2 separate regions of the Homo sapiens genome follow, and region 2 is linked to region 1. Evidence: chromatin loops called from intact Hi-C (ENCODE). Cell type or tissue: heart left ventricle. All regions are shown on one strand. Each heading gives the region's core, and the rest is flanking DNA. Links, peaks and the distances in the headings are about the cores only. Region 1 holds the start of CYP4A22 (cytochrome P450 family 4 subfamily A member 22). Region 2 holds the start of CYP4A11 (cytochrome P450 family 4 subfamily A member 11).

What was found. Peaks named below come from ENCODE experiments on the same cell type or tissue, not always from the same donor. Only the 100,000 strongest peaks of a DNase experiment are listed, where the experiment ranks them.
Region 2: a loop joins it to region 1, with 19 times the contacts of the local background. A loop is called at or near these places in 4 of 110 quality-filtered maps.

The regions. Positions count from the first base shown.
Region 1 is chr1:47,131,838-47,143,659 of GRCh38, forward strand. It overlaps CYP4A22 (cytochrome P450 family 4 subfamily A member 22), which reads left to right and starts at 5,604. Exons shown (of 12, transcript NM_001010969.4): 1 at 5,604-5,843; 2 at 8,943-9,084; 3 at 9,734-9,778; 4 at 10,271-10,398; 5 at 11,432-11,556. The coding sequence starts at 5,649. All of the region lies in intron 5 of CYP4A22-AS1 (CYP4A22 antisense RNA 1), which reads right to left. In heart left ventricle, for the core only: no CTCF peak of the experiment used is centred there; no DNase peak of the experiment used is centred there.
Region 2 is chr1:46,935,251-46,947,078 of GRCh38, forward strand. CYP4A11 (cytochrome P450 family 4 subfamily A member 11) reads right to left here and starts at 6,226. Exons shown (of 12, transcript NM_000778.4): 1 at 5,989-6,226; 2 at 2,746-2,887; 3 at 2,052-2,096; 4 at 1,414-1,541; 5 at 273-397. The coding sequence starts at 6,183. In heart left ventricle, for the core only: no CTCF peak of the experiment used is centred there; no DNase peak of the experiment used is centred there.

The sequences.
Region 1 (11,822 bases), core at 3,823-11,822:
AAGCCATGCACCTACAGCCATCTGATCCTCAACAAAGTCAACAAAAATAAGCAATGGGAAAAGGACTCCCTATACAATAAATTGTACTGGGAAAACTGGGTGACCATATGCAAAAGAATGCAACTGGACCCTGACTTTTCACCATATAAAAATTAACTTAAGATGGATTAAAGGGGCTGGGCACGATGGCTCATGCTTGCAATCCCAGCACTTTGGGAAGCCGAGGAGGACAGATAGCGAGGTCAGGAGATCGAGACCATCCTGGCTAATATGGTGAAACCCCGTCTCTACTAAAAATACAAAAAATTAGCTGGGCATGGTGGTGGGCGCCTGTAGTCCCAGCTACTCAGGAGGGTGAGGCAGGAGAATGGCATGAACCCAGGAGGCTGAGCTTGCAGTGAGCCAAGATCGAAAAAAAAAAAAATGATGGATTAAAGGTTTAAATGTAAGACCTGAAACTATAAGAATCCTAGATGAAAACCTAGGAAACATGATGATTTACATCAGCCTTGAGAAAGAATTTATAACTAAGTTCTCAAAAGCAATTGCAAAAAAGTAAAAATTCACAAGTGGGACTTAATTAAAGTGCTTCTGCACAGCAAAAGAAACTATAAACAAAGTAAACAGACAACCTACAGAATGGGAGAAAATATTCGCAAACTATGCATCTGACAAAGGTCTAATATCCAGAATCCCTAAAGAAATTAAACAATTCATTTTTTTATTATACTTTAAGTTCTGAGATACATGTGCAGAACGTGCAGGTTTGTTACATTGGTATAGATGTGCCATGGTGGTTTGCTGCACCCATCAACCTGTCATCTACATTAGGTATTTCTCCTAATGCTATCCTTCCCCTAACCCACCATCCCAGACAGGTCCCCATGTGTGATGTTCCCCTCCCTGTGTCCATGTGTTCTCATTGTTCCACTCCCACTTATGAGTGAGAACATGTGGTGTTTGGTTTTCTGTTCTTGTGTTAGTTTGCTGAGAATGATGGTTTCCAGCTTCATCCATGTCCCTGCAAAGGACGTGACGTCATCCTTTTTTATGGCTGTATAGTGTTCCATGGTGTATATGTGCCACATTTTCTTTTTCCAATCTATCATTGATGGGCATTTGGGTTGGCTCCAAATCTCTTCTATTGTGAACAGTGCCACAATGAACATACGTGTGCATGTGTCTTTATAGTAGAATGATTTATAATCCCTTGGGTATATACCCAGTAATGGGATTGCTGGGTCAAATGGTATTTCTGGTTCTAGATCCTTGAGGAATTGCCACACTGCCTTCCACAATGGTTGAATTAATTTGCACTCCCTCCAACAGTGTAAAAGTATAGGGAAAAGAAAGAGAGATCAGACTGTTACTGTGGCTATGTAGAAAGGAAAGACATAAGAGACTCCATTTTGAAAAAGACCTGTACTTTAAACAATTGCTTTGCTGAGATGTTGTTAATTTGTAGCTTTGCCCCAACCACTTTGCCCCAGCCACTTTGACCCAACCTGGAGCTCATAAAAACATGTGCTGTATGAAATTAAGGTTTAAGGGATCTAAGGCTGTGTAGGACGTGCCTTGTTAAAAAAATGTTTACAAGCAGTATACTTGGTAAAAGTCATCACCAGTCTCTAGTCTCAACAAACCAGGGGCACAATGCACTGCGGAAAGCCACAGGGACCTCTGCCCTTGAAAGCTGGGTATTGCCCAAGGTTTCTCCCTATGTGACAGTCTGAAATATGGCCTCGTGGGATGAGAAAGACCTGACTGTCCCCCAGCCCAACACCCGTAAAGAGTCTGTGCTGAGGTGGATTAGTAAAAGAGGAAAGCCTCTTGCAGTTGAGATAGAGGAAAGCCACTGTCTCCTGCCTGCCCCGGGAACTGAATGTCTTGGTATAAAACCCGATTGTACATTTGTTCAATTCTGAGATAGGAGAAAAACCGCCCTATGGTGGGAGGCGAGACATGTTTGCAGTAATGCTGCCTTATTATTCTTTATTCCGCTGAGATGTTTGGGTGGAGAGAAACATAAATCTGGCCTACGTGCACATCCAAGCATAGTACCTTCCCTTGAACTTAATTATGATATAGATTGTTTTGCTCACATGTTTTTTGCTGACCTTCTCCTTATTATCACCCTGCTCTCCTACTACATTCCTTTTTGCTGAAATATTGAAAATAATAATCAATAAAAACTGAGGGAACTCAGAGACTGGTGCTTGTGCAGGTCCTTGGTGTGCTGAGTGCCGGTCTCCTGGGCCCACTGTTGTTTCTCTATACTTTGCCTCTGTGTCTTATTTCTTTTCTCAGTCTCTTGTCCCACCCGACTAGAAATACCCACAGGTGTGGAGGGGCAGGCCACCCCTTCATAAAAGCATTCCTATTTCTCCACATCCTCTCCAGCATCTGTGGTTTCCAGACTTTTTAATGATTGCCATTTTAACTGGCATGAGATGGTATCTCATTGCGGTTTTGATTTGCATTTCTCTAATGACCAGTGATGATGAGCTTTTTTTGCTCTGTTTTTTGGCTACATAAATGTCTTCTTTTGAGAAGTGTCGTTTCATATCCTTTGCACACTTTTTGATGGGGTTGTTTTTTTCTTGTGAATTTTGTTTCGGTTCTTTGTAGATTCGCGATATTAGCCCTTTGTCAGATGGATAGATCGCAAAAATTTTCTCCCATTCTGTAGGTTGCCTGCTCACTCTGATGACAGTTTCTTTTGCTCTGCAGAAGTTCTTTAGTTTAATTAGATTCCATTTGTCAATTTTGGCTTTTGTTGCCATTGCTTTTGATGTTTTGGACATGAAGTCCTTGCCCATGCTTATGTTCTGAATGGTATTGCTGAGGTTTTCTTCCAGGCTTTTTATGGTTTTACATCTTAAGTTTTTAATCCATCTTGAGTTAATTTTTGTATAAGGTGTAAGGAAGGGGTTCCAGTTTCAGTTTTCTGCATATGGCTAGCCAGTTTTCCCAGCACCATATATTAAATAGGAAATCCTTTCCCCATTGCTTGTTTTTGTCAGGTTTGTCAAAGATCAGATAATTGTAGATATGTGGTGTTATTTCCGAGGCCTCTGTTCTGTTTCTTTGGTCTGTATATCTGTTTTGGTACCAGTACCATGCTGTTTTGGTTACTGTAGACTTGTAGTATAGTTTGAAGTCACGTAGCATGATGCCTCCAGCTTTGTTCTTTTGGCTTAGGATTGTCTTGGCAATGCGGGCTCTTTTTTGTTCCATATGAAATTTAAAGAAGTTTTTCTAATTCTGTGAAGAAAGTCAATGGTACCTTGATGGGAATAGCACTGAATCTATAAATTATTTTGGGCAGTATGGCCATTTTTACTATATTGATTCTTCCTATCCATGAGCATGGAATTTTTTTCCATTTGTTTGTGTCCTCTTTTATTTTGTTGAGCAGTGTTTTGTAGTTCTCCTTGTAGAGGTCCTTCGCATCCCTTGTAAGTGGTATTCCTAGGTATTTTATTTTCTTTGTAGCAATTGTGAGTGGGAGTTCACTCATGATTTGGCTTCTGTTTGTCTCTTATTGGTGTGTAGGAATGCTTGTAATTTTTGCATGTTGATTTTGTATCATGAGACTTTGCTGAAGTTGCTTATCAGCTTAAGGAGATTTTGGACTGAGACGATGGGGTTTTCTAAATATACAATCATGTCATCTGCAAACAGGGACAATTTGACTTCTGTTTTCCTATTTGAATACCCTTTATTTCTTTCTCTTACCTGTCCAGAACTTCCAATACAAGCAAAAAACAAACAACCCCATTAAAGACACAGACACTTCTCTAAAGAAGACATATGAGCAGCCAACAAATATTGAAAAAAATGCTCGACATCACTAATCAACAGAAATGTGAATGAAAACCACATCTCACACAAGTCAGAATGGCTATTATTAAAAAGTTTCAAAGCAACGTATGCTGGCTAAGCTGCAGAAAAAAAAAAATCATGTGTATACATTGTTTGTGGAAATGTAAATTAGTTCCGCCACTGTGGAAAGCAGTTTGGAGATTTCTCAAAGAACTTAAAATAGAAGTACTATTTGACCCAGCAATCCCAATGTTAGCTATCTATCCAAAAGAAAATAAGTTGCTCTACCAAAAAGACACCTCTACTCATACATTCATCACAGCACTATTCGCAATAGCAAAGACATGGCATCAACCTTGGTGCCCATCAATGGTGGACTGGATAAAGAAAATGTGATACATATACACAGTGGAATACTAGGCAGCTGTAAAAAAAAAATAATGAAATCATGTTCTTTGCAGCAAATGGATGAATTGGGAGGCAATAATCCTAAGCAAATTAACACAGCAACAGAAAACCAAATACCACATGTTCTCACTTATAAGTGGGAACTACATGTTGGATACTTATGGACATAAATATGGGAATGATAGACACTGGGGACTACTAGAGGGGTAGGTACAGATATGAGTAACCATTGGAAATTTGACTAATATATACCATACTCACTACCTGAGTGGCAGAATCATTTGTATCCAAACCTTCAGCATCACACAATATACCAGTGTAAAAAACCTGCATACGTACCTGAATCTAAAATAAAAGTTGAAATTATAAAAAGAGGAACAAAAACAATGCTCATGCACAGATATGCATGTAAAAATGCCAGGGAGGGTTAATTCATAGCAATAGTTACTATTTAACCTACTTTACTTGAGGTTGACAAAGAAATCATTTTTTAAATATTAATTTCTGTTTAGTACAGATTGTCCTTAGTCAGGGCTCCTAAACAGACTGCAAAGTTCTGATTGTATAATTACATACTATTGTAGGATGAAAGAGAATTGGTAAACAGGCTCCTGCTGTGGCTATAGTACTAGACTGAAGTAGGACTAAAATTGCTCTAGGACTTTCTCTGGTAGAGAAGGTAGACCTATCAATGGGGGAAAAAGTCATAACTAACATGATGTAGAATTTTTTTAAATTGTCATGTATATGAATTGAGAAAAAAATCATGCTATGGATATTATGAGACCAGTCTCCCCAATGGAATAAAATAAAGTACTTGAACAGCTGCCATGTTAGCATCTGTTTGTCCATATCATCATCCAGTTAATAGAAAGACATAATTCCCACTCCTCACTCAATATATAGATGGAAGTGGTTTTTATGGTAAATAAAATTAGATTGCAATAAGACAAAAGTAATGATTCAGGGCTTGGTTAATGTTAAGTTTAAATATACATATCATGTTGAGAATTTTCTTTGAACACATAACAAAAAAAAAGTGCTACTGAATGAACATTATTGCAATGTAGTAAAGCAGAATGCAAATTCCTTGAGGTCAGCATTCAAGTCTGTTTTCCTCGCAGCGGTGCCCACACCCCTAGCATACTGCCTGGCACACAGTAAATGCTCATTAAATATTTGTGAGGTACATGGACAGGGGAATGTGGTAGACAGCTGATGAAGCTGTTCTCCCACTGTTCCCCTAGGTGGATCATCCAAAGTCAATCGATTCTGAACTCTGAGGTCCAAGTTCTGCCCTCCCCCTTCACTCTCCCCACAAGTGGGCGGGACAATCCTCCCATGACTTAAGCACAGGTGGACAGGGGTGGTCAGAGAGAGGAAGGGGCACTCAGAGATCCAGCAGGTGCTGCACCATGAGTGTCTCTGTCCTGAGCCCCAGCAGACGCCTGGGTGGTGTCTCCGGGATCCTCCAAGTGACCTCCCTGCTCATTCTGCTTCTGCTGCTGATCAAGGCAGCTCAGCTCTACCTGCATAGGCAGTGGCTGCTCAAAGCCCTCCAGCAGTTCCCGTGCCCTCCCTCCCACTGGCTCTTCGGGCACATCCAGGAGGTAGGGAGGAACTCAGTGGGGGAGTGGGAGGGCAAGGAGGGATGCGGCTCTGAGACCCTGGTCACAAAATCCATAGAGCAAAGCCTTGTTTTGTAACAAACGTGAGGCCTCATAGGAACACCCAGCCTACCTCTCTGGTTTCAGCTTGTCCCAGTCATGAGGAGCTCACTCCTCCCATGAAGCCCATCCTGCTGGTCCTCAGCTCTATCACACATGCCCTCCTTCTGCAGATATCAAGTGTGTCTTGGCAGTCCTGCACATGGAGGGCAATGCCTGATTGTCTCCAGACTGATTACCCCATAAGCCTTGGCTTTTCTCAAAGAACAAGGCTTCTAGATGCTCCCTGTCCAGTCACTCAATGCCATTGTCTCTGCCTGGCCCTGCATTTGCCTGGGAGCACAGACACCCATCTGAGGACTCTGTGCCATGAGGAGTTCATGGTCTGTGAAGAATACAGGCAGGAATTTGAGAAGGTGTCAGACTGCAGGAAAAGAGCTCACTCTGCTGGGGTGGATATCTGAGGCAGAGATCTGCTGGTGTAGGGGACCAACTGGCTAAGTAAGTTTCCCCAAGGCTCACGGAATTTCCACAACAGGTGATTTAGGACCTGAAAACCTGACAATTGTGGGTACACATGAAGGGGGCAGCCTGCACAATGTCCTCCAAGTGAGGAGACTGGTGTTTGAGTTGCACATTGAACAGGGTGTATTGACCTCCTGGCTCTCCTCCCACGCACCCAGACTGTGAGCTCCCTGGAGGTGAGCATGTCATCCCCTTCCTGTGCCCCGGCAATCAGCAAAATCCTGGCACAGCTTGATGGTCAGCTCAGGTGAATAGAGCAAGCTTGTCCAACCCATGCCCCATGGGGCTGCATGTAGCTCAGGATGGCTTTGAATGTGGCCCGACACAAATTCGTAAACTTTCTTAAAACATTATGAGATTATTTTGCAATTTTTTTGAGCTCATCAGCTATCATTAGTGTTCGTGTATTTTATGCACGGCCCAAGATAATTATTTTTCTTCCAATGTGGCCTAGGAAAGCCAAAAGATTGGACACACCAGGTGTAGAGGAACAGAGGAAGAAGAGAAAGGAGCAGCAAGAGGGCTGAGGAGGGACACAGCCCATCCCCTGTGCACTGCTATCCCTGCATGGGGAGAGGGGCGGGTAGGAACAGAGCAAGGTAAACGGCTGCATGGAGAGGGACTCACCAAGGTGCTATGAATTGAACACACTTAAGTAGAGATAGGGGTTGCAGGGAGCTGAGGCCTATTGTTTCTCAGCAAAGGAGGCAACATAGTTCTCAGCAGAGCAGAACCAATGTGGGGACCTGACAAAGTTCTAGCCCTATATGGACTGGTCCCAATACCACTCCACCTTCTTTCCCATTCTCCTCTTTTACCATATGTTACTCACTACCTCACTACCTGCCTCTGCATTTCAACCTCTAGGCCTCTGATCACAATGTGCTTGCTACCTGGAATTATTTTCTCACTCATATCTATCGGTCAAGGCCCAGCACCAAGCTACCTTCTTCAAGAAGGCCTCCTGGGTCTCCCAGAAGTGAAGGGCCGACTCTTTTTTCTATGGGCTATCCTCAAGAGGCCAGAGCAGTGTTAACTTGACTTAGTTACTGTTCTGCAGTGTCATAAGTGTGGGATTCTTCTGGGAGAGACCATCTCTGATTTATGTTTGTAACCTAATAGTCCCTCAGTAAATGATGACTCAGTGAGTGAGGAAGAGCTTTCTAATGTTCAGTTCTGAGTTAGGTCCCTCTTCAAAGCTTCCCCAGATGCTTGTCCTTCATTCCATCTCATGTCCATTATCCCCTACTGCACAGCCTCTAATCTTCCTTACCCCCCAACTAGACTGAAAATTCCACACAGATAAGGACCACAGCTGTGTCCTAACGCAGTGCCTGAGCCACACTGGGCACATAGTATGTGTGCAGTAAGCATGGGCTGAATGAAGGAGCCTACCCCACAGTAGGGCAAGCTGCCTCAGAGCTGGACAATATGATTATCAGAAGGAGGTGGGCAGACATTAGATACTTATGTGGTAGACAGTTGCTTTGAGTTACTAGAAGCAGTTGAAATAAAGAAGAGTTGGCTACATGGAACATCACTAGGACCCAATGTCTTTGAGGGTTCCAGATGAGATTAAAGCAAAGCTGAGTCTTGAAAGCTGAGGAGAGGTGGCTGCTCTGTGGCAGATGGAAGGGCATTCAAGGTAGAGAAAAGAGCAAGTGCCAGGGCCCAGAAGAGTGAGCAGGTGTAGCTGGTGTGTGAATCAGCAGCAGTGGTGGCATCGGCGTTGGAGCTGAAACAAACGGGTGATGGTGGAATTGCCAGCAGGGCTGGAGGCAAGAAAAGAGAAGTTGAAGCCAGAAAGCCAAGGGCTTTGTGATCCACATCGAAGAGTTTAGAAAGATGACTGCAGGCAGCAGGGAGCTCATAATTCATTGATAAGTGAAAATGAGAATAAGAAACCCAAATCTCAAAATTATAGTCCAACACCAGCACCATATGCATATACTCAGACTCCATCCCATAAATCTGTACATATTCAACATGTAGAATACTATTATGCACACAATTTTATAGTTAATCTTTTTTTGCTTAGCCATACACATCCCAAATGCTATTTTATCTCAACAAATATTTACCATATATTCTGGGACAATATTGAAAATATAACAAGTATGATTATATAAAATTATTGTGTAATTTAAAATGTTCACATTAATTCATTTTATTCTCTAGATATACCAAATGATTTTACAAATCTGCTCATCAAGTAATACGAGTTATGCACATTGCCCAAGGAAATTGTTGTATTTATGACTTCCAGAGATGTTACACAACATGAAGACAATGGCTGACTTAAATTTCTGCTGGCAGCATTGAGTGAGGGCTCATAGCGCTTGGCCTAAGGTCAAGTCCTGGGGAGATACAAAGAATCTGGATCACAGCTCAGGTCATCAGAAACAGATCTAAATCCCTAACCCGTGCTACATGGCTCCTGTAGTTGTCCTGCCCTTCACTCCTGCTGCAAAGACTAGAAGTAAATGAAAGTGTTCATCTGTCTACCCTCGTTGACAGTTCCAACACGACCAGGAGCTACAACGGATTCAGGAACGGGTGAAGACATTCCCAAGTGCCTGTCCTTATTGGATATGGGGAGGCAAAGTTCGTGTCCAGCTCTATGACCCTGACTATATGAAGGTGATTCTGGGGAGATCAGGTGAGATCGAACCCCCATCCCAACTGCAATTTCTCTTCCCTCTTGACACATGCCCCTGGGTCTGTAAAATTCCAGAAGAGAGTGGCTGTTCAAACATCAATATCTGAAACCTCTCCCACGCATCCACCAAGCCCACCATGCCCAGGCTGTAGTCAAAAATATTTACTGAATACTGAATGTTTAAAACAATATGTGGGGCTGAATTTTCTATTCTTTTTTCTATTTCTCTATTAAGAAAATTGAGGTTTTCTGAAACGTAAATTGCCCCAGATCTGTAAAACAAATTTCATACCCACATTGACTTGGGTTTCGAAGCTCTAATTGTTGCCTGTCCTGGTCAGGAGGTGACTAGGAAAACATCAATGTAGAAAAACCCATGGCTCTGTATTATTCATTGTCATTGAAGACCTAGCCTATGTATCTCACCAATTCACCTTCCTAGCCCTCTGGGTGTTTTCCTGCTGGAACACTGAGTCTGTCTTCCTGAGCCCACATTGACCTTCAGGACAGAAATAGAAGTGGATGGGAGTCAAGTGGGAGGTGACATGGGTCAAACTGCCAACTGACAGACACCAAGAACTGATGCTGCCTCTGAGACTGCCTTCTTAGTAACTCCTAGTTTCCTATAAAGCCCTTTCTTACTTTTCAGACCCGAAATCCCATGGATCCTACAAATTCCTGGCTCCACGGATTGGTATGTGTGCAAACTAGGACTGCAGCCCACTCCCTAGTTAGGTTTGAGTTATTTATTTGGCTCACAGAGAACAACAGATTAGAGGCCACCACTATCATGACCTCATCCCCAAATCAAGCCTCATTTCCCTCTTCTAACAAGACCCTCACCCCTTCCTAATGCTGGTGCAAACCTTCCTGAGGCTCAGCTTCTTCCATTTCATGTCTCAGTTCTCTCCAGACATCCTTGGCTTCACATTTATTTTACATCTGCCCACAACCCTTTTCAACCTTTATCTCACAGCTGTCATAATCACATGGATGTAGCAGCTCAATTAGAAAATTCACATGCCTGAAATATACCTCCTTTTCCTGCATTTGCCCATGATGTGGCTTCTTCTGGATAGTTCTTCCCCCAGGAAGCCACCTTTCTCCCTCCCAAATTGTCACCAGTCATCCCTAGGTCCGTGCAGCCTCTGATACACACACATACACATATTCGTGTCTACCTTAGGGTACGGCTTGCTCCTGTTGAATGGGCAGACATGGTTCCAGCATCGACGGATGCTGACCCCAGCCTTCCACAATGACATCCTGAAGCCATACGTGGGGCTCATGGCAGACTCTGTACGAGTGATGCTGGTGAGTCCATGTCTCTCTCCTCTCCCCACACCCACTCACAGCACACACTCTCACCAACTCCACTCTCAACCCTGTGTCCCACAGGCAGCCATAGACATAGACACATGGAACAACACTCTCAGGTCATTGCTGTGAGAGTAGAGGGTTCCCCAGAGTTGTATAAGGTAGGAGAACACCCAGGCATCAGGTCATATCCACACTTTGTTCCCCACCATAGGAATAGAGATTCATGGTGAACACAAGGCCCTTCTCCTCCCACTTTGGAACCTCAGCACAAGGGACTGGAGGCATATGCAATCTTGTTGGACAGTAGGACTTCCTATGCTGGCTGGCCTGGGCAATGGCAGCTTCAGTGGCAGCATGGACAGGCCAAGATGTCACCCACCCAGGCTCTGGCCTGGGGCCCCAGGTTTCTGCATGGATTTAAGCCACCCTGGGAAGGAAATGAACACCAGGTCTATGTTCTCAGAGCAATACCTTCCATAGATAGCATCATCTCCAGTCAGGACTCTGATTTCTCACCCAACTGTGCCCAGCACATTTTGATGAATGGAAAAGAATTGAAGTCCCTGTTTTCTCTACAACACAGTGCCCATACTAGCCCCTTAAGCTATCTTTGGCACTGAAACTTTCTGCCCTAAAGTTGGTGTCCTACTAGTCCCTCAGAACTAGCTCAGCTCTCAGAACACTGAAGAGTCCCCCATTATTTATCCCAGAACAACAATAACAACAAAATTTTCACAAGCATATGTCCTAACTGAATCTCAAAATTCAATACTTAATCCATGCTATTGTGAGAGGATCTGTTGAATGTTGTATTAAAAGTGTGTGAGAATTAGGTGTCAGTTTACCAACACTGGCTTTACAGTCCCAGTTTCTACAATGCATCTGCTCTGTAAAGTGAAGAATCCCAACCAAGATATCTGCAAGCTACAGGAAAAAACAAGATATCTGCAGGTACATGAAAAAGCCAGGCCTTATTAGCAAAGCACTTCTTGGAGATTAAGAAGGTCCATGCCCCCTCCCACCACAGGACAAATGGGAAGAGCTCCTTGGCCAGGATTCCCCTCTGGAGGTCTTTCAGCACGTCTCCTTGATGACCCTGGACACCATCATGAAGAGTGCCTTCAGCCATCAGGGCAGCATCCAGGTGGACAGGTCAGTGACAACCCTCCAGCTGCAGGGCCCTTGTTCTTATCAAGTGGAGTGCACATACCTGAGGGGCAGGTGGGGCAGCGTGAAGGCTCACCGCCACACAAAGGAAGAGTCAGTCCCTGACCAAACTCTAATTCCTGTCCAGACCAAACAAAGTCTCAGGAACAGATGCCTAATTCCTAGCACAGGTGGACCCTGGATGTTCATACCATCTGATAAAGGCCAAAGGATAATAGGGCTGTAAGATAGAAGAAACATTGCCTCAAGGC
Region 2 (11,828 bases), core at 2,304-10,303, 200 kb before region 1:
CAAGCAGCCTTGAGGCAATGTTTCTTCTATCTTACAGCCCTATTATCCTTTGGCCTTTATCAGATGGTATGAACATCCAGGGTCCACCTGTGCTAGGAATTAGGCATCTGTTCCTGAGACTTTGTTTGGTCTGGACTGGAATTAGAGTTTGGTCAGGGACTGACTCTTCCTTTGTGTGGCGGTGAGCCTTCACGCTGCCCCACCTGCCCCTCAGGTATGTGCACTCCACTTGATAAGAACAAGGGCCCTGCAGCTGGAGGGTTGTCACTGACCTGTCCACCTGGATGCTGCCCTGATGGCTGAAGGCACACTTCATGATGGTGTCCAGGGTCATCAAGGAGACGTGCTGAAAGACCTCCAGAGGGGAATCCTGGCCAAGGAGCTCTTCCCATTTGTCCTGTGGTGGGAGGGGGCATGGACCTTCTTAATCTCCAAGAAGTGCTTTGCTAATAAGGCCTGGCTTTTTCATGTACCTGCAGATATCCTGTTTTTTCCTGTAGCATGCAGATATCTTGGTTGGGATTCCTCACTTTACAGAGCAGATGCATTGTAGAAACTGAGACTGTAAAGCCAGTGTTGGTAAACTGACGCCTAATTCTCACACACTTTTAATACAACATTCAACAGATCCTCTCACAATAGCATGGATTAAGTATTGAATTTTGAGATTCAGTTAGGACATATGGTTGTGAAAATTGTATTGCTATTGTTGTTCTGGGATAAATAATGGGGGACTCTTCAGTGTTCTGAGAGCTGAGCTAGTTCTGAGGGACTAGTAGGAAAGTTTCAGTGCCAAAGATAGCTTGAGGGGCCGGAATGGGCACTCTGTTGTAGAGAAAACAGGGACTTCAATTCTTTTCCATTCATCAAAATGTGCTGGGCACAGTTGGGTGAGAAATCAGAGTCCTGACTGGAGATGATGCTATCTATGGAAGGTATTGCTCTGAGAACATAGACCTGGTGTTCATTTCCTTCCCAGGGTGGCTTAAATCCATGCAGAAACCCGGGGCCCCAGGCCAGAGCCTGGGTGGGTGACATCTTGGCCTGTCCATGCTGCCACTGAAGCTGCCATTGCCCAGGCCAGCCAGCATAGGAAGTCCTACTGTCCAGCAAGATTGCATACTCCTCCAGTCCCTTGTGCTGAAGGTTCCAAAGTGGGAGGAGAAGGGCCTTGCATTCACCATGAATCTCTATTCCTATGGTGGGGAACAAAGCGTGGATATGACCTGATGCCTGGGTGTTCTCCTACCTTATACAACTCTGGGGAACCCTCTACTCTCACAGCAATGACCTGAGAGTGTTGTTCCATGTGTCTATGTCTATGTCTGCCTGTGGGACACAGGGTTGAGAGTGGAGTTGGTGAGAGTGTGTGCTGTGAGTGGGTGTGGGGAGAGGAGAGAGACATGGACTCACCAGCATCACTCGTACAGAGTCTGCCATGAGCCCCACATAGGGCTTCAGGATGTCATAGTGGAAGGCTGGGGTCAGCATCCGTCGATGCTGGAACCATGTCTGCCCATTCAACAGGAGCAAGCCGTACCCTAAGAGAGACATGAATGTGTGTTTGTGTGTGTGTGTGTGTGTGTGTGTGTGTCAGGGGCTGCAAGGAGCTAGGGATGACTGGTGACAATTTGGGAGGGAGAAAGGTGGCTTCTCAAGGGGAGAACTATCCAGAAGAAGCCACGTCATGGGCAAATGCAGGAAAAGGAGGTATATTTCAGGCATGTGAATATTCTGATTGAGCTGCTACATGCATGTGATTATGACAGCTGTGAGATAAAAGTTGAAAAGGGTTGTGGGCAGATGTAAAATAAATGTGAGGCCAAGGATGTCTGGAGAGAACTGAGACATGAAATAGAAGAAGCTGAGCCTCAGGAAGGTTTGTACCAGCATTAGGAAGGGGTGAGGGTCTTGTTAGAAGAAGGAAGTGAGGCTTGATTTGGGGATAAGGTCATGATAGTGGTGGCCTCTAATCTGTTGTTCTCTGTGAGCCAAATAAATAACTCAAACCTGACTAGGGAGTGGGCTGCAGTCCTAGTTTGCACACATACCAATCCATGGAGCCAGGAATCTGTAGGAACCATGGGATTTCGGGTCTGAAAGGCAAGAAAGGGCTTTATAGGAAACTAGGAGTTACTAAGAAGGCAGTCTTAGAGGCTGCATCAATTCTTGGTGTCTGTCAGTTGGCAGTTTGACCCATGTCACCTCCCACTTGACTCCCATCCACTTCTATTTCTGTCCTGAAGGTCAGTGTGGGCTCAGGAAGACAGACTCAGTGTTCCAGCAGGAAAACATCCAGAGGGTTAGGAAGGTGAATTGGTGAGAAACATAGGCTAGGTCTTCAATGACAATGAATAACATAGAGCCATGGGTTTTTCTACATTGATGATTTCCTAGTCACCTCCTGACCAAGACAGGCAACAATTAGAGCTTTGAAACCCAGGTCAATGTGGGTATGAAATTTGTTTTACAGATCTGGGACAATTTACATTTCAGAAAACCTCAATTTTCTTAATAGAGAAATAGAAAAAAGAATAGAAAATTCAGCCCCACATATTGTTTTAAACATTCGGAGTTCAGTAACTATTTTTGACTATAGCCTGGGCATGGTGGGCTTGGTGGATGCGTGGGAGAGGTTTCAGATATTGATGTTTGAACAGCCACTCTCTTCTGGAATTTTACAGACCCAGGAGCATGTGTCAAGAGGGAAGACACATTGCAGTTGGGATGGGGGTTCGATCTCACCTGATCTCCCCAGAATCACCTTCATATAGTCAGGGTCATAGAGCTGGACACGAACTTTGCCTCCCCATAGCCAATGAGGACAGGCACTTGGGAATGTCTCCACCCATTTCTGAATCCGTTGTAGCTCCTGGTCCTGTTGGAGCTGTCAACAAGGGTAGACAGATGAACACTTTCATTTACTTCTAGTCTTTGCAGCAGGAGTGAAGGGCAGGACAACTACAGGAGCCATGTAGCGCAGGTTAGGGATTTAGATCTGTTTCTGATGACCTGAGCTGTGATCCAGATTCTTGCTCTCTCCCCAGGACTTGACCTTAGGCCAAGCGCTATGAGCCCTCGCTCAATGCTGCCAGCAGAAATTTAAGTCAGCCATTGTCTTCATGTTGTGTAACATCTCTGGAAGTCATAAATACAACAATTTCCATGGGCAATGTGTATAACTCATATTAGTTGATAAGTAGATTTGTAAAATCATTTAGTATATCTAGAGAATAAAATGAATTAATGTAAACATTTTAAATTACACAATGCCTTTATATAATCATACTTGTTATATTTTCAATATTATCCCAGCATATACGGTAAATATTTGTTAAGATAAAATAGCATTTGGGATGTGTATTGGTAAGCAAAAAAAGATTAACTATAAAATTGTGTGCATAATAGTATTCTACATGTTGAATATGTACAGATTTATGGGATGGAGTCTGAGTATATGCATATGGTGCTGGTGTTGGACAATAATTTTGAGATTTGGGTTTCTTATTCTCATTTTCACTTATCAACGAATTATGAGCTCCCTGCTGCCTGCAGTCATCTTTCTAAACTCTTCGATGTGGATCACAAAGCCCTTGGCTTTCTGGCTTCAACTTCTCTTTTCTTGCCTCCAGCCCTGCTGGCAATTCCACCATCACCCGTTTGTTTCAGCTCCAATGCCGATGCCACCACTGCTGCTGAATCGCACACCAGCTACACCTGCTCACTCTTCTGGGCCCTGGCACTTGCTCTTTTCTCTACCTTGAATGCCCTTCCCCTCTGCCACAGAGCAGCCACCTCTCCTCAGCTTTCAAGACTCAGCTTTGCTTTAATCTCATCTGGAACCCTCAAAGACATTGGGTCCTAGTGATGTTCCATGTAGCCAACTCTTCTTTATTTCAACTGCTTCTAGTAAATCAAAGCAACTGTCTACCACATAGGTATCGAATATCTGCCCATCTCCTTCTGATAATCATATTGTCCAGCTCTGAGGCAGCTTGCCCTACTGTGGGGTAGGCTCCTTCATTCAGCCCATGCTTACTGCACACATACTATGTGCCCAGTGTGGCTCAGGCACTGCGTTAGGATACAGCTGTGGTCCTTATCTGTGTGGAATTTTCAGTCTAGTTGGGGGGTAAGAAAGATTAGAGGCTGTGCAGTAGGGGATAATGGACATGATATGGAATGAAGGACAAGCATCTGGGGAAGCTTTGAAGAGGGACCTAACTCAGAACTGAACATTAGAAAGCTCTTCCTCACTCACTGAGTCATCATTTACTGAGGGACTATTGGGTTACAAACATAAATCAGAGATGGTCTCTCCCAGAAGAATCCCACACTTATGACACTGCAGAACAATAACTGAGTCAAGTTAACACTGCTCTGGCCTCTTGAGAAGGATAGCTCATGGAAAAAAGAGTCAGCCCTTCACTACTGGGAGACCCAGGAGGCCTTCTTGAAGGAGGTAGCTTGGTGCTGGGCCTTGACAGATAGATATGCGTGAGAAGATAATTCCAGGTAGCAAGCATAGTGTGATCAGAGACCTAAAGGTTGAAATGCAGAGGCAGGTAGTGAGGTAGTGAGTAACATATGGTAAAAGAGGAGAATGGGAAAGAAGGCAGAGTGGTATTGGGACCAGTCCATATAGGGTTAGAACTTTGGCAGGTCCCCACATTTGTTCTGCTCTGCTGAGAACTATGTTGCCTCCTTTGCTGAGAAACAATAGGCCTCAGTTCCCTGCAACCCCTATCTCTACTTAAGTGTGTTCAATTCATAGCACCTTGGTGAGTCCCTCTCCATGCAGCCGTTTACCTGCTCTGTTCCTACCCGCCCCCCTCCCCTTGTAGGGATAGCAGTGCACAGGGGATGGGCTGTGTCCCTCCTCAGCCCTCTTGCTGCTCCTTTCTCTTCTTCCTCTGTTCCTCTACACCTGGTGTGTCCAATCTTTTGGCTTTCCTAGGCCACATTGGAAGAAAAATAATTGTCTTGAGCCATGCATAAAATACACTAACACTAATGATAGCTGATGAACTCAAAAAAATTGCAAAATAATCTCATAACGTTTTAAGAAAGTTTACGAATTTGTGTTGGGCCACATTCAAAGCCATCCTGAGCTACATGCAGCCCCATGGGGCGTGGGTTGGACAAGCTTGCTCTACACACCTGAGCTGATCATCAAGCTGTGCCAGGATTTTGCTGATTGCCGGGGCACAGGAAGGGGATGACATGCTCACCGCCAGGGAGCTCACAGTCCGGGTGTGTGGGAGGAGAGCCAGGAGGTCAACACACCCTGTTCAATGTGCAACTCAAACACCAGTCTCCTCACCTGGAGAACATTGTGCAGGCTGCCCCCCTCATGTGTACCCATAATTGTCAGGTTTTCAGATCCTAAATCACCTGTTGTGGAAATTCCGTGAGTCTTGGGGAAACTTACTTAGCCAGTTGGTCCCCTATACCAGCAGATCTCTGCCTCAGATATCCACCCCAGCAGAGTGAGCTCCTTTCCTGCAGTCTGACACCTTCTCAAATTCCTGCCTGTATTCTTCACAGACCATAAACTCCTCATGGCATGGATTCCTCAGATGGGTGTCTGTGCTCCCTGGCAAACACAGGGCCAGGCAGAGTGATGGCATTGAGTGACTGGGCAGAGAGCATCTAGAAGCCTTGTTCTTTGATGAAAGCCAAGGCTTATGGGGTAATCAGTCTGGAGACAATCAGGCATTGCCCTCCACATGCAGGACTGCCAAGACACACTTGATATCTGCAGAAGGAGGGCACGGGTGATAGAGCTGAGGACCAGCAGGATGGGCTTCATGGGAGAAGTGAGCTCCTCATGACTGGGAAAAGCTGAGACCAGAGAGGTAGGCTGGGTGTTCCTTTGAGTCCTCACATTTGTTACAAAACAAGGCTTTGCTCTATGGATTTTGTGACCAGGGTCTCAGAGCCCCATCCCTCTTTGCCCTCCCACTCCCCCATTGAGTTCCTCCCTACCTCCTGGATGTGCCCGAAGAGCCAGTGGGAGGGAGGGCACGGGAACTGCTGGAGGGCTTTGAGCAGCCACTGCCTGTGCAGGTAGAGCTGAACTGCCTTGATCAGCAGCAGAAGCAGAATGAGCAGGGAGGCCGCTTGGAGGATTCCAGAGACATCACCCAGGAGTCTGCTGGGGCTCAGCACAGAGACACTCATGGTGCAGCACCTGCTGGATCTCTGAGTGCCCCTACCTCTCTCTGACCACCCCCGTCCCCCTGTGCTCAAATCCAGGGAGGATTGTCCCGCCCACTTGTGGGGAGAGTGAAGGAGGAGGGCAGAACTTGGACCTCAGAGTTCAGAATCAATTGACTATGGATGATCCACCTAGGGCAACAGTGGGAGAAAAGCTTCATCAGCTGTCTACCACATTCCCCTGTCCATGTACCTCACAAATATTTAATGAGCATTTACTGTGTGCCAGGCAGTATGCTAGGTGTGTGGGCACCGCTGCGAGGAAAACAGACTTGAATGCTGACCTCAAGGAATTTGCATTCTGCTTTACTACATTGCAATAATGTTCATTCAGTAGCACTTTTTTTTTGTTATGTGTTCAAAGAAAATTCTCAACATGATATGTACATTTAAACTTAACATTAACCAAGCCCTGAATCATTACTTTTGTCTTATTGCAAATCTAATTTTATTTACCATAAAAACCACTTCCATCTATATATTGAGTGAAGAGTGGGAATTATGTCTTTCTAGTAACTGGATGATGATATGGACAAACAGATGCTAATATAGCAGCTGTTCAAGTACTTTATTTTATTCCATTGGGGAAACTGGTCTCATAATATGCATAGCATGATTTTTTTTCTCAATTCATATACATGACAATTTAAAAAAATTCTACATCATGTTAGGTATGACTTTTTCCCCTATTGATAGGTCTACCTTTTCTACCAGAGTAAGTCCTAGAGCAATTTTAGTCCTACTTCAGTCTAGTACTATAGTCACAGCAGGAGCCTGTTTACCAATTCTCTTTCACCCTACAATAGTATGTAATTACACAATCAGAACTTTGCACTCTGTTTAGGAGTCCTGACCAAGGACAATCTGTACTAAACAGAAATTAATATTTAAAAAATGATTGCTTTGCCAACCTCAAGTAAAGTAGGTTAAATAGCAACTGTTGCTATGAATTAACCCTCCCTGGCATTTTTACATGCATATCTGTGCATGAGCATTCTTTTTTTCCTCTTTTTATAATTTCAACTTTTATTTTAGATTCAGGTACGTATGCAGGTTTTTTACACTGGTGTATTGTGTGATGCTGAGGGTTTGGATACAAATGATTCTGCCACTCAGGTAGTGAGTATGGTATATATTAGTCAAATTTCCAATGCTTACTCATATCTGTACCTACCCCTTTAGTAGTCCCCAGTGTCTATTGTTCCCATATTTATGTCCATAAGTATCCAAAATGTAGTTCCCACTTATAAGTGAGAACATGCGGTATTTGGTTTTCTGTTGCTGTGTTAATTTGCTTAGGATTATTGCCTCCCAATTCATCCATGTTGCTGCAAAGAACATGATTTCTTTATTTTTTTATAGCTGTCTAGTATTCCACTGTGTATATGTATCACATTTTCTTTATCCAGTCCACCATTGATGGGCACCAAGGTTGATGCCATGTCTTTGCTATTGCGAATAGTGCTGTGATGAATGTATGAGTAGAGGTGTCTTTTTGGTAGAGCAACTTATTTTCTTTTTGATATATAGCTAATATTGGGATTGCTGGGTCAAATAGTAGTTCTATTTTAAGTTCTTTGAGAAATCTCCAAACTGCTTTCCACAGTGGCGGAACTAATTTACATTTCCACAAACAATGTATACACATTATGTTTTTTTTCTGCAGCTTAGCCAGCATATGTTGCTTTGAAACTTTTTAATAATAGCCATTCTGACTTGTGTGAGATGTGGTTTTGATTCACATTTCTCATTAGTGATGTTGAGCATTTTTAAAAATATTTTTTGGCTGCTCATATGTCTTCTTTAGAGAAGTGTCTGTGTCTTTAATGGGGTTGTTTGTTTTTCGCTTGTATTGGAAGTTCTGGCCAGGTAAGAGAAAGAAGTAAAGGGTATTCAAATAGGAAGAGAGGAAGTCAAATTGTCTCTGTTTGCAGATGACATGACTGTATATTTAGAAAACCCCATCATCTCAGTCCAAAATCTCCCTAAGCTGATAAGCAACTTCAGCAAAGTCTCAGGATACAAAATCAATGTGCAAAAATCACAAGCATTCCTACACACCAATAATAGAGAAACAGAAAGCCAAATCATGAGTGAACTCCCATTCACAATTGCTACAAAGAAAATAAAATACCTAGGAATACTGCTTACAAGGGATGTGAAGGACCTCTACAAGGAGAACTACAAGCCACTGCTCAACAAAATGAAAGAGGACACAAAGAAATGGAAAAAAATTCCATGCTCATGGATAGGAAGAAACAATATAGTAAAAATGGCCGTACTGCCCAAAGTAATTTATAGATTCAATGCTATTCCCATCAAGCTACCATTGACTTTCTTCACAGAATTAGAAAAAACTACTTTAAATTTCATATGGAATAAAAAAAGAGCCCCCATTGCCAAGGCAATCCTAAGCAGAAAGAACAAAGCTGGAGGCATCATGCTACCTGACTTCAAACTACACTACAAGGCTACAGTACCCAAAACAGCATGGTGCTGGTACCAAAACAGATATACAGACCAATGGAACAGAACAGAGGCCTCAGAAATAACACCACTTATCTACAATTATCTGATCTTTGATAAACCTGACAAAAACAAGCAATGGGGAAAGGGTTCCCTATTTAATATATGGTGTTGGGAAAACTGGCTAGCCATATGCAGAAAACTGAAACTGGACCCTTCCTTAAACCTTACACAAAAATTATTTCAAGATGGATTAAAAACTTAAACTTAAGATGTAAAACCATAAAAAGCCTGGAAGAAAACCTAGGCAATACCATTCAGGACATAGGCAGGGGCAAGGACTTCATGTCCAAAACGTCAAAAGCAATGGCAACAAAAGCCAAAGTTGACAAATGGAATCTGATTAAGCTAAAGAGTTTCTGCAGAGCAAAAGAAACTATCATCAGAGTGAAAAGGCAACCTACAGAATGGGAGAAAATTTTTGCGATCTATCCATCTGACAAAGGGCTAATATCGAGAATCTACAAAGAACCTAAACAAATTCACAAGAAAAAAACAACCCCATCAAAAAGTGGGCAAAGGATATGCACAGACACTTCTCAAAAGAAGACATTTATGCAGCCAAAAAAACAGCAAAAAAAGCTCATCATCACTGGTCATTAGAGAAATGCAAACCAAAACCGCAATGAGATACCATCTCATGCCAGTTAGAATGGCAATCATTAAAAAGTCAGGAAACCACAGATGCTGGAGAGGATGTGGAGAAATAGGAATGCTTTTACACTGTTGGTGGGAGTGCAAATTAATTCAACCATTGTGGAAGGCAGTGTGGCAATTCCTCGAAGGTCTAGAACCAGAAATACCATTTGACCCAGCAATCCCATTACTGGGTATATACCCAAAGGATTATAAATCATTCTACTATAAAGACACATGCACATGTATGTTCATTGCAGCACTGTTCACAATAGAAGACTTGGAGCCAACCCAAATGCCCATCAATGATAGATTAGATAAAGAAACTGTGGCACGTATACACCATGGAACACTATACAGCCATAAAAGAGGATGAGGTCATGTCCTTTGCAGGGACATGGATGAAGCTGGAAACCATCATTCTCAGCAAACTAACACAAGAACAGAAAACCAAACACCACTTGTTCTCACTCATAAGTGGGAGTGGAACAATGAGAACACATGGACACAGGGAGGGGAACATCACACACAGGGACCTATCTGGCATGGGGGGTTAGGGGAGGGATAGCATTAGGAGAAATACCTAATGTAGATGACGGGTTGATGGGTGCAGCAAACCACCATGGCACATGTATACCAATGTAACAAACCTGCACTTTCTGCACATGTATCTCCGAACTTGAAGTATAATAAAAAAATGAATTGTTTAATTTCTTTAGGGATTCTGGATATTAGACCTTTGTCAGATGCATAGTTTATGAATATTTTCTTCCATTCTGTAGGTTGTCTGTTTACTTTGCTCAAGTTTCTTTTGCTGTACAGAAGCAGTTTAATTAAGTCCCACTTGTGAATTTTTACTTTTTTGCAATTGCTTTTGAGGACTTAGTTATAAATTCTTTCTCAAGGCTGATGTAAATCATCATGTTTCCTAGGTTTTCATCTAGGATTCTTATAGTTTCAGGTCTTACATTTAAACCTTTAATCGATCTTGTCTTTTTTTTTTTTTTTTTTTGATGTTGGCTCACTGCAAGCTCAGCCTCCCAGGTTCATGCCATTCTCCTGCCTCACCCTCCTGAGTAGCTGGGACTACAGGTGCCCACCACCACGCCCAGCTAATTTTTTGTATTTTTAGTAGAGATGGGGTTTCACCATATTAGCCAGGATGGTCTCGACCTTCTAACCTCGTGATCTGCCCACCTCGGCCTCCCAAAGTGCTGGGATTACAAGCGTGAGCCACCGTGCCCGGCCCCTTTAATCCATCTTAACTTAATTGTTATATGGTGAAAAGTCAGGGTCCAGTTGCATTCTTTTGCATATGGTCACCCAGTTTTCCCAGTACTATTTATTGTATAGGGAGTCCTTTTCCCATTGCTTATTTTTGTCAACATTGTTGAGGATCAGATGGCTGTAGGTGCATGGCTTTATTTCTTTTTTTCTCTTTTTGTAAAATATTATTTGTTAAATTTTTGATTCAGAGGGTACATGTGCAGGTTTGTTACATGAGTATATCGCATGATGCTGAAGTTTGGGCTCCTAGCCCAGGTAGTGAACACAGTACCTAATAGGTAGCTTTTCCATCCTTTCCCCCTCCCTCCATCACATCCCTTTTTGGAGTCCTCAGTGTCTGCCATTCCCATCTTTGTGTCTATGTGTATCCAATGTTTAGGTCCCAGTTATAAGTGATAACATGCAGTATTTGGCTTTCTGTTACTGTGTTAATCGGCTTAGGGTAATGGCTTCCAGCTGTATCCATGTTGCTGAAGAGGACATGATTTCATTCTTTTTTTTTTATATTATACGTTAAGTTCTAGGATACATGTGCACAACTCGCAGGTGTGTTACATATGTATACATGTGCCATGTTGGAGTGCTTCACCCATTAACTCATCATTTACATTAAGTATATCTCCTAATGCTATCCCACCACCCTCCCCCCACCCCACAACAGGCCGATGCGTGTGCCCCTACCTTTCCTACTGATCCATACCTCCTGGGTCCTGACTACGACTTTCCTGAAAGTGTAGCCCCAAAATCCTCCTTACTTCTGAATCGACTTCCTCTGATCCCTGCCTCCTAGATACTAATGCTTCAGGCTTTCACTTCCTCTCCCAAGTATTAGAGCAGGTTGTATCTCCAAAGGGATCTAAGGAAGCTCTATGCTGCATCCTCAGGCCCCTAGGCTATGAACCCAGGGAGTCTTATACCTGGTGTCCCTCCCAATTTAGGCATACAGCTCTCCACATGGGCAGTTATGTGGGACCCGTTCCCCACCACCCTTGCCAGGGCCTTAGAACTGATAACCTAGTACTTTAACAACTGGAATTGGGTCTACAACAACATACTAGATCAGGATGAAAGCAAATTGAGTAAATAAAAGGGAGGCACATATTCCTATAGTGGCAAATGGGGGCAACCAGCGAACATCCTTCCACTGTGTTTCCAAAATC